Linked DNA regions of Homo sapiens: region 1 is linked to region 2. Evidence: read pairs that join two places in POLR2A ChIA-PET (ENCODE). Cell type or tissue: PC-3. All regions are shown on one strand. Links, peaks and the distances in the headings refer to the core of each region. The heading gives the core; the rest is flanking DNA. Region 1 overlaps LOC105371776 (a long non-coding RNA gene). Region 2 holds the start of KRTAP29-1 (keratin associated like protein 29-1).

Evidence for each region. Peaks named below come from ENCODE experiments on the same cell type or tissue, not always from the same donor. Only the 100,000 strongest peaks of a DNase experiment are listed, where the experiment ranks them.
Region 1: POLR2A ChIA-PET joins it to region 2 with 13 read pairs; 5 of 35 experiments call an interaction of 5 or more read pairs at or near these places.

What each region holds. Positions count from the first base shown.
Region 1 is chr17:40,807,723-40,813,110 of GRCh38, reverse strand. It overlaps LOC105371776 (a long non-coding RNA gene), which reads right to left. Exons shown (of 4, transcript XR_934753.2): 2 at 3,795-3,962; 3 at 2,464-2,548. Among named protein-coding and RNA genes, the nearest start is that of KRT10-AS1, 8.7 kb to the left of the region's middle. In PC-3, for the core only: no CTCF peak of the experiment used is centred there; a DNase peak (open chromatin) is centred at 2,440; H3K4me3 peaks cover 1,045 bases; H3K27ac peaks cover 1,253 bases.
Region 2 is chr17:41,298,296-41,303,683 of GRCh38, reverse strand. KRTAP29-1 (keratin associated like protein 29-1) reads left to right here and starts at 833. Exons shown (of 1, transcript NM_001257309.1): 1 at 833-1,858. The coding sequence starts at 833. The coding sequence ends at 1,858. In PC-3, for the core only: no CTCF peak of the experiment used is centred there; no DNase peak of the experiment used is centred there.

The sequences.
Region 1 (5,388 bases), core at 235-5,234, 490 kb after region 2:
AATGCTATATAAGTGTAATCACACAGTATGTAACCTTTTGAGACTGAACATTTGTGTACACGTTTTGGTGTGAACATACATTTTCATTTCTCTGGGTTATATGTCCAAGCATATAATTGCTAGGTCATATGGTAGGTGCATGTTCAGTTTTGTAAGAAACCGCCAAACTGTTGTCCAGAGAAGCTGTACCATTTTATATTGCCACCAGCAATAAATGGGAGAGCAAATTTTTCTGCATCCTCATCAGTATTTGGCATTATCAGTATTTTTCTAATAGGTATGTACTTATAGCTCACTGAAGTTTAATTTGCATTTCCCTAATGGAAAATATGCTGAATAGCTTTTCTTTTTATTTTCTTTTTTTTCTCTCTCTTTTTTCTTGTTTTGAGACAGAGACTTTCTCTGGCGCCCAGGCTGGAGTGCAGTGGAGCAATCTCAGCTCACCGCAACCTCTGCCTCCCAAGTTCAAGTGATTTTCCTACCTCAGCCTCCTGAGTAGCTGGGATTACAGGCATGCGCCACCATGCCCAGCTAATTTTTGTATTTTTAGTAGAGATGAGGTCTCACCATGTCAGCCAGGCTGGTCTCAAACTCCTGACCTCAGGTGATCCACCCACTTCAGCCTCCCAAAGTGTTGGGATTACAGGCGTGAGCCACTGTGTCTGGCCTGAACAGCTTTTCATGTGGCTATTTGCCATCCGTATCTCCTCTTTGGTGAAACATCTGCTCATGTATTTTGATCATTATATAGCCCATTTGTATTTCATTGTGTTCTTTTCACTTAGGATTACTTTGGCTATTCATGATCTTCATCGGTCCCATATGAATGTTAGAATAGTTTCTTCTAGTTCTGTGAAAAATTACATTGGTGATTTGATAGGAATAGCATTGAACCTGTAGTTCGTTTTGGGCAGTATGGTCATTTTAACAATATTGACCCAATATCATTATTCACCCAATCCATGAGCATATGATGTTTTTCCATTTGTTTGTGTCATCTATTGAAAGTCACCGTCAAAATAATTTTAAAAAGCCAAAGACTGGGAGAAAATAGTCACAAAAATACAAATCTTATAAAGGACTGGCATATAGAATATAAATATAAAAAACTACAACTCAATAACAAGAAAAAAACCACAAACCAATTAAAAAATGGACAAAAGATTTGAACTGATACTTTATCAAAGAAGAGATACAAATGGCAAATAAGCACACAAAGAAGATGCTTGACATCATTAGACATTAGGGAAATACAAATTCTAAACATACCACTATACAACTATTAGAATGACTCAAAAAAAATTTTTTGATGGACAATACCAAGTGCAAGTAGGGATTCTGAGCAACTGGAACCCTCATATATTGCTAGTGGGAATGCAAAATTATAGTTTGGCAGTTTGTCATCGTGTTAAACATAGACTTAACATACAATCTAGCAATCTCACTCATAGACATTTATCCAACTGAAATAAAAATATCTACATAAAGACCTATGAGGAAAATTTAGAGCAGCTTTATTCATAATCATGAAATCTGAAAATAGCCCAAATGCCCATAAACTAGTGAATGGAAAAAAATATGGTACACCCATATATGAAATGCTACAAAAGAAACAGACCACATTACATCTTGAAATTCAAAAGCATTATGCTAAGTGAAAGATGCTAGACTCAGAAGGCTATATGTTATAGCTCATTGATATGAAATTCAAGGAAAAGTCAAACTAGAGAGCTAAAAACAGATCAGAGATTGTCAGAGGGTAAAGGGAGTGTGTTTACCACAAAGAGGTACAAGAGGATTTTTTGGAATGATGGAAGTATTCTCATATTCTCTGTTTTGTTTATGGTGGCCATTGTACAACTGAATTTGTTTGTCAAAATTAATTGAACTATACACCAAAAAAAGGTAAATTTTACTTTATGCACATTAAACCTCAATAAACCTGACTTTTAAAAAAAAATGAAAATTAAAAACAGCAATTGAACATTTAGCTTTTTATTTTTCTAGTGTGGTCAGTTTCTGCTGTATTTTCAGCTCCAAAAAAAGCTTGTACTCTGAGGACTAAAGAGCATGAAAATTTCTTTATAGCAAAAAAAAAAAATAGCACAGGTAAATAATTTCCTTATAATGGATTTTTTAATGAACAAACTTTGTGAATCATATTCTTAATCTATAGAACCAACGGATTAATTAAAGTTGAACCATAGCCTGCCTGTAATCACACGTTTATATTTGTGCAGCCTGTTATTAGAAAGAAAAGATGGAGGTGTCATAACGCACAACCTTTAAAACTCCTGCTTCTCCTGGAATGTTGTTTTGGTAGTTGGTTTGGGAATGTGAATGAGTAATGTTTGGACAACTGGGTTACTTATGGTGGGAAGAGTTAAAAGGAGTTGGTATGTAATCGCTACTTGATGCCAAGCCAAAAGAAATATAGAAACTCACGGCAATGTCTCCTCTCACCTAGGTGTATCCTCACCCTTCTACGCTCCATGGTGATCTTCCTGCCAAGATTTTTCTCCAATCAAAAGTCCATCTTCCACTTTCTCTTTGGAAAAAGAATGCGTAACAGTCTCACTACTGCCCATCACCTATTCCCTTTCACTGACATCTCCCCAAGCCCAACTATCATTTTCTGCCTTTAAAAAATAACTGGAATTTATATAAATCAATCCAACGCCTATCATAGACCTTGGTTCACAGTATGCATTAAAATATGTATTGGTTGATCATTCCTTCTGCAGTGTCAAGCACTGTGCCAGGCAACAGTGATTAAAAATAATGAATGAAACCCAGTCCTTGCCTTCAAAGAACTCAGAAGTAGAAATAGATGTACAACTACACAGACATGGTAGAAAGCACTACACAGAAGTAAGCCCAGGTTGCCATGGGAGCTTGACAATGCAATAGTCCTCCCTGTACAATTGAGATGACCTCTAGCAACCTATGCCTTCCAAAATGTCTACAGGTAATCTACATACACATTCAAATTAAACTTTCTATTATTTCACTGTTTTTTCATCTGCCCTGTCAGTAGAGCTGATTACCTTCTGCAAAAATGGGGACAAAGACTAAGATATCACATCTTGGCAGGAACACCATGCTTTACAGTATTTATTTGTGGAAACTGTGTTAAGAGGGGAAAAATGAAATAAGCACACTGGAATTTCCACTCTGTTCTAATTATGGAAAGCCATTTAAACAGTGATAAGACTCTATTGTTCATAAACACTACTTAGAATTATAATTATCTCCATGTGCGGGATACTGTGTTATGCGGTCAGGACATACCAAAGTATGTCAAGAAGTAGTATAGAAGAACAGTGTAACACTGTGTGTGTGCACAGATCTTTGCAATTCTCAATATACTTACACCTCTATGTAGAAATCATCTTCAGAACAACCTGGGGACATATGCAGGGTTCAGAAATATGTAATGATTTCCCCAAGGTCTCATGGATAGCAGCTGGCAGACCTAGGTCTTATATGTGGGATTTCTGATTTCAAGCCTAGAGCTCCTTCCTCTAGAGCAGTGATTACTAGACATTTCTTATTACAGTAAAAACATTTGAGTATGCACCCCCAAGATGTCCATATTTATTTTAAAATTATATAAAATATATGTATGTGTATATATACTATCAGATAGCTCAATGCACAACATGTATTTAGCATAAAGACTGTAGACCCAAATCCTTATTTTAAATAATCTTTTTGAGAACTCCAAATTTTATCAGCTGATTTCTTGTGGAATATAATACCACCATTATGATGATTATTGTATTATATTTTACCCAATAATGTGGCTGGCAAAGAACTCTTAACAGAAGTGGAAGTGTCAGCTGTCCCATTTTTTTGTTCTTCAATCATGCTTTCATGATTCTGTTATCTTCCAGTTGCTGTTTCTTTGCTGTTTCTGGTGGGGAGGGGGGATTCGCTCCATTAAAAGCAGCAATACAATCCTGAAATACAATGGACATAAACTGCAATGTCACAGTGCATTGCAAGCAAATGAAGATGTCACTATCCACTTCTCTACATTGTGGGGTGAACATTCTTTTCTCAGAATATCTTTTGAGCTGATTGAGAAGAGAGATTGACATAAAGATAAAATCAGAATGCCAATGTCATTCTTATATTAAATATGAGTTTAGTTTAATTCTTACTTTCTAATACAAAAACTTAAATAGAAGTTCTGACACCCTCTTCCTCCCACCCAGTGGGTTGCCTGCATCTCCTAAAAGTACATACTTTACTTGGAGACCAGTGCTCTGTAGTGCTTAGCCCTGCTCCTTCCTATATTTTGCCAGTAGTTCTGACTTACATTCCTTTTTTATAGCAAATATTTTGATTCACCCCCTTTACTATTGAGAAATGAAATTCATAGGTAATATATCCTTCCAACACACAGTTTATCCTAGTATACGGAGGAGGAGCAGGGGTGGGTACTATAAATATCACATGTACAAAACATATACTTATCACTTCTGTGTTTCATATATACATTTTTATATATCATATATAGAAACTGGCCGGGCATGGTGGCTCACACCTGTAATCCCAGCACTTTGGGAGGCTGAGGCGGGCAGACCATGAGGTCAGGAGTTTGAGACCAGCCTGGCCAACATGGTGAAACCCCATCTCCACCAAAAATATAAAAATTAGCCAGGTGTGGTGGCACATGCCTGTAATCCCAGCTACTCAGGAGGCTGAGGCAGGAGAATTGCTTGAACCCGGGAGGCGGAGGTTTCACTGAGCTGAGAGCACACCATTGCACTCCAGTCTGGGCAACAAGAGCAAGACTCCGTCTCAAAGAAAAAAAAAGAAAAGAAGATAAAGAAACTATGCATGGGAAGTTTATATTATCTATGATTATAATCTATAGTGTGTAGAAAGGTTAATGATAGATGTAAAAGAAAAACAGAAGGAAAGATAACTTGTAATAAAATTATTTGCATTTCAATATGGAAATGTTCGAGTATGATTGTACCAGAAGATGTAATGAAGTAGTCAAATGATTGCATCTATATGCAAAACCAGCGAGAATGCAAAAAGGTACAAATGAAGAGAGACTGATAAACGTGGGCACATCACTGACTTAAATACAATGAGCAGCAATGTTGTTGGTGATGGGATTTTTTAAACAACCCTTGATCAAATTCTGGGCAAAATAAGCTTAAGTACAATCTTCCTTGATTTATACAGCAATTACATTCCTAAAAAAATTCAGTTACAACTTTGCACACACACAAAAAAAAACTTTGTGTTTTTACATAACTTAGAACTCGTTTCCAGATTCAGGTAATTATAAACAGGTTTTTCACTTTCATGAATAGCTCATGGTTCAAAAGTCATGTGGAACACAGGACAATTCCTTGATGTCCAGGA
Region 2 (5,388 bases), core at 245-5,244:
TTCTGTTCTAAAAAAATCTTGAGAGGAACCAATTTGGGGGAGATTTTAAGCTTCCTAAAAGGGCCAATGAAGTTTTATATTTTAATCTTAACTTTGTTTTAAACCTGGTTTCTTCTTTATTTATTACTTTTTTTTAGTTTTGCCACTTCTAACATAGTGATGACAATTATACTTACTGAAGTCATTGTGAGGATCCAGTGAAAAATGCAGCCAAGGACTTGATCTAGTAACTATGCAATAAATGAAAGCCATTTCTATTGTTATTATTAGTAATAGTACTAGTAAACAAGTTTCAGGAATGATAAATGGGAAGGTTTTAAAAAGAGGTAGAGGCACTTAAGTGTCCCTGGGTTCCTTGGACTAATTTTCCATTTCCCGTCTTGACATCCTCTCCCCAAACTGGGTCAAGGCTTCATTTCTGATTGAATGGTGCAAAGCTGCATTCCTGGAGGAACAGCAGGGCCACTCTGGCTTGGCAGAGGCCTCCTGATGAAAGGTTAGTGCCAGGAAAGGCCTGCTTCAGTGAGGCTGGAGAGCAACCTGTAAAAGAGACAGCTCATCCAAGAGCAGGAGCAGTGTCAACGAATCCAAATGCAGCGCAGAAAACTCCCGACTCAACAGACACCTTTTCAAAGTTGAAACATCTCCCAGGCTCCTGAAGCCTGCTAATCAGATGTTTGCATGCAAATGAGTAAAAACAATAACAAGGAAAGATGCTGCATGGCGTGCCAACACCCCTAGTGAAGGACTATAAAAGCCCCTCTGTATCGGATGTCTTTCCAATGCAGGTATACTGAGCTTGCAACTTCCCAGCAAGGTCAGCACCAGCACCATGGCAGACGGCTGTTGTCCTGGAAACACCACAGCCATTCCAGCTGTGCCCACCATCACCACATACCCAGTTAAAGGTGGATTTCGACATGCTCTCTGTTTGCCTAGTTCCTGCCACAGCAGAATGTGGCAACTGGTCACATGCCAAGAAAGCTGTCAGCCATCCATTGGTGCCCCAAGTGGCTGTGATCCTGCTTCGTGTCAACCTACCCGCCTTCCAGCAACGTCTTGTGTGGGTTTTGTTTGCCAACCTATGTGCTCCCACGCAGCCTGCTATCAGTCTGGCACTGGTCAGTCTCCTTGTCTGGTTAGCTCATGTCAGCCATCCTGCTCGGAATCTACTTGTTGTCAGGAAAAGTGCTGCGATGCCAGTCCCTGCCAGCAAAGCTCCTGCCAGGAATCTGTCTGCATGTCTGGATCATGTCAGGCAGCTTGTGGCCAATCAGTCTGCTGTGATGCTGGATCCTGCCAGCCATCCTGCTCTGAAGTGACCTCCTGTCCGGAAACTTCTTGCCTACCAACCATCTGTACAGCTAGTCCATGCCAACCAACTTGGTGCCAAGGAAGTTCATGTCAACCCGTCAGTGGTGAAGGCCAGCCCTGTAAATCAACTTATTATCAACCCATCTGCTATATTTTCAAGCCTTGCCAATCAGCCCTCTACATGCCTGTTCCCTGCCAGCCATCGACTTGTGTGTTCAGTTCTTGCAATACTACTTGCTGTGTGCCTTCCCATTGCCAGCCACCTCACTGCCAACTGGTTCCTTCCACATGCTTCATCTACCAGCCAGTGGCTAACTGCCAGGCCCCTTGTTCCACAAAGAACTGTTGCAAACCAGCTTCTTGTGACACTGTGATTTCTGGCCAACCAACTTGTGATGGACCCCCTTCCTATAACCAGAGTGGCTGCAAATCAGCTTGCTGTGTGACTGGTTTAGGCACATCACCCAGTAGTGGCTCCAATTGCTTGCCGACTTCATGCCAACCCAGCTGTGAGTCCAGCTTCTGCAAGGCAACACTTTGTTAATGGAGCCCTCTTCACACCTCCTCTGAGGGTCTGCGGCTGTCTATAAATGCATAGCCATCCCTGGGTGCCTGCCTCCCACCGAGTACAAATGCTGCCTGCTTTCTAACTTTACCCTGATTCCACCTTCACATTCTCTCCAGGTGCTGACCAGGGAACTTGTCCAGGCACGAAGAGATCCTTCTTAACCGAGAATAACCTTTCAGCAACCATGGACTACCACACTGCTGCTTGCATTTCCTGATGATGTCAATTCATTTCACTTTAGCAAACCCTCTCTTGTTTCTCTTTCTTGATGCTGCCTGGTCTTTCAGAAGACCTCGTTGCTGCCAGCTGCTAATAAAAATGTGACTGGTTAAGTATAATAAATAAGACTCCTGGAGTGCTTTCATTCCTACACACACCTCTATGTAGATTTCCTTCAGGTCACATTTGAACACAATGAGCCTGAGTCATCTAAGTCAGTGGGTCTGCATTGGTCTGCAAGGGTAGCTAGTGTCTAGGATTATAGATTCTCCAGCTGGACGAGAGTAAGGGCAAACAGTTCACTGGCTTCCAAAATTTTCACCACCAAGAGTTCTTTTGAGCTGAGTGGGCTCATTTTCCCTATAGTGAGTAGACAGGAAGCCAACAACAAAAATGGTTCTGGAAAGCCACAGATGAAAACAAACATGAGGTATTGGCCATAGAGAATAGCTTAGGGTTAATTCATTTAAGATTCTTTTTTTTTTTTTTTTTTTTTTGACACAGAGTTTCACTCTTGTTGCCCAGGCTGGAGTGCAAGAGCGTGATCTCGGCCCACCGCAACCTCTGCCTCCTGGGTTCAAGCGATTCTCCTGCCTGGGACATTGTGTCAGCTGGCTAAGGAGAAATATTCATAGGATCCCTTTGTATTATCATAGAGCAGGCAATGAAGGGTGTACCTGTAGGTGAGCAGCAATAATTTGGTAACTAGCAAACAAATCTTCATAGTTCACATTTTTCTGTCACTGAGGTATACTTTGGATCTGTAGAGAGACTATTAATTGTTTTATCCCCAGTTTTAGAATCACAAGGGTCGTAGTCTTGAAAGAAGGTTCTGGGTCAAAAAAGAGGGGGATGGCCATAAGAACAAAATCTAGCACCTGAACATGGAAGGGTCCAGGTGGAGAATTTCTACCTGCAGTTGAATTGACTAATGTCAGCACTGAATCTCTTCTTGAATTGAATTCAAGAAGCATTGAATGCTTCTTGAATCCCTAGATATAGGTGGGCTTATCATTTCAACAGTTCAAGTAGCTAGATCTGTTCTAGTCTTCTAATGGGTATTTTCCTTTTATTTCTAACTATGTATGGGTATTGCCTTCAGTACCTTTTCTACCCACACACATGCACACACATATAGATGCATACAGGTACACACACACACACTCAGATACAGATGCACACACATACATGCACACACACACTCACACACAGACACACACCACATTTCAACTTAGTTGTATGGCTGCACTTAAGGTTGATTTATTTGCTCCATGATTTACAATTGCCTATAAAACATGCCTAGCCAAACCTGAGTAAAGTGCACTAAAAGACTGATTTTAGCATTTTAGCCTTCCCCATCTAACTGGCCCAGCTGATATCACCCTCTTGTTCCCCCCTGCCCTTTGGATGACTCCTGTCCCAGTTTAAATGGTTGGACTTCTGTCCTTATGTCTTTATGACCAGTGCCCTGACTTTCTCCCAGATCGGGCCTTCTCCCCAACCCGAGGAGGGACCTTAGGATCTGCTCATAAACTTACCTGATGGTCACTGGCTGAGCATCTCTCGTTCCAGTCCTCTCAATCACTGTGATTTGAGGTTCTCAGTAGTTAAATAGGTCTTGCCAATATGTGTGGGACATTCTAAAAAAAACCTTACAGATGAAGGAAAACTAACCAAAAGAGCCCGGGAATAATGAGACATCAAGGTCACTGAAGGACAAGAGTATGGGCATTTGCCTTATGACCTGCTTGGAAATGCAACTCAGAGGAGGACTTCTATGGTGGTGGTGAGGAAAAAGCACTAGACCACGGCTCAAAGGAGAAGGCTTGAGTTGCATCCTGGCCACTTATTTACTGTATGACCTTATGTAACACCAGGGTGCTAATCTATAACACGAAGAAGTTAGTTTATTCTACCTCTGAGGGCTCATTTATTTACATGATCTTGTGAGTTTGTTGATGTGTTCTGTGAGGTTCTAAATATTCTCAAACTGATTAAAACTGAAGCCTCTTGTACTTCTGGAACTGATGGGGAAGAGATTTGGAAGGATATCTTTTTAGTATGCCATAAAATAAGAAATGTGATTGACTAATTTTGAGGTCCAAAAAGAAAATTAGAAACAAAAAGGAGGAGGGGGAGAGAGGGAACTTGATATCACAAAGGAAGTGCCATGGATGGAATGTCTCCCAGAAACGATCTTTGGGTGGACACCCTGTGCAAAACCTCTCTTGAGACATGAATGGAACTTCACGGAAGATGAATCCTTAAGTAAGCCTGTGAAAGAATTCTCAAAAGTATTATTTCTCAGAGATTTCAAAATTAAAATAACAATTACATATTACTTTACAGGTATTAGATTTGCAAAAAATAGAGTGCTATATCAGAGCCCAGCAAACTTATCCTGTAAAGGGACAGATATACATAATTTAGGCTTTGTGGGGCACATGGTCTCTGTTGCAACTACTGAATTTTGCCGTTGTATCATTGCATTATATCATTACATTTATAGACAATATGTAAGCAAATGAGTGTGGCTGGGTTCTAATAAAACTTTGTAAAAACAGGCTGGGGCTCTGTTTGGCTCATGGTGAGACGGGAAGAGTTTCCTTGTTCCCCTCGCAGGGCGTGCAACGGGGGCGTGGCTCGCTTCTTCCGTGCCCCACTGCTCACACTTCTAGGGGAAGCATGCAGATGGGCAGGCTTTGGGGCTCTGACCCCACGGCAGCGTCTAGGGGTGAGTGTTTACAGCTGAAGCCCCAGTGGGTGTGTGTACAGGGTACTCTTTCAGTTTAGCCTCCGTCCATAGATGGGTTGTGTTAGTTAGCTCAATTAGACCCCCTGCCTTATGGCAAGGACAGAGGGCTTTCTGTATCCCAGGGTTTCCTGCCTTGTTGTACTGGAGGAATCGGATCACACATGGGCTTGGAGAATGAGTGCAAGGTTTTATTGAGTGGAAGTAGCTCTCAGCAGACGGGGGAGCCAGAAGGGGGATGGAGTGGGAAGGTGGTTTTCCCCTGGAGTTGGGCTGCTCAGCCAGGCTTCCCTCATCCCGCCCCCGACAAACTCACTATGGTTCCCCCTGTCGATGGCCTGCCGTCCTGCTGGCGTCTGCCGCTGCCTGTCGGTGTGCTCTTCTGACGATTTGCTCCTCTCGGATGTCCAGCTGCCTGTGTCTCTTCCCACTAGGCACAGGATGAGGGCGTGGTGGGCCAGGGTGGTTTTGGGAAATGCAACGTTTGGGCACAAAAACAGAAATGCCTGTTCTTATTCATTCAGAAATGCCTGTT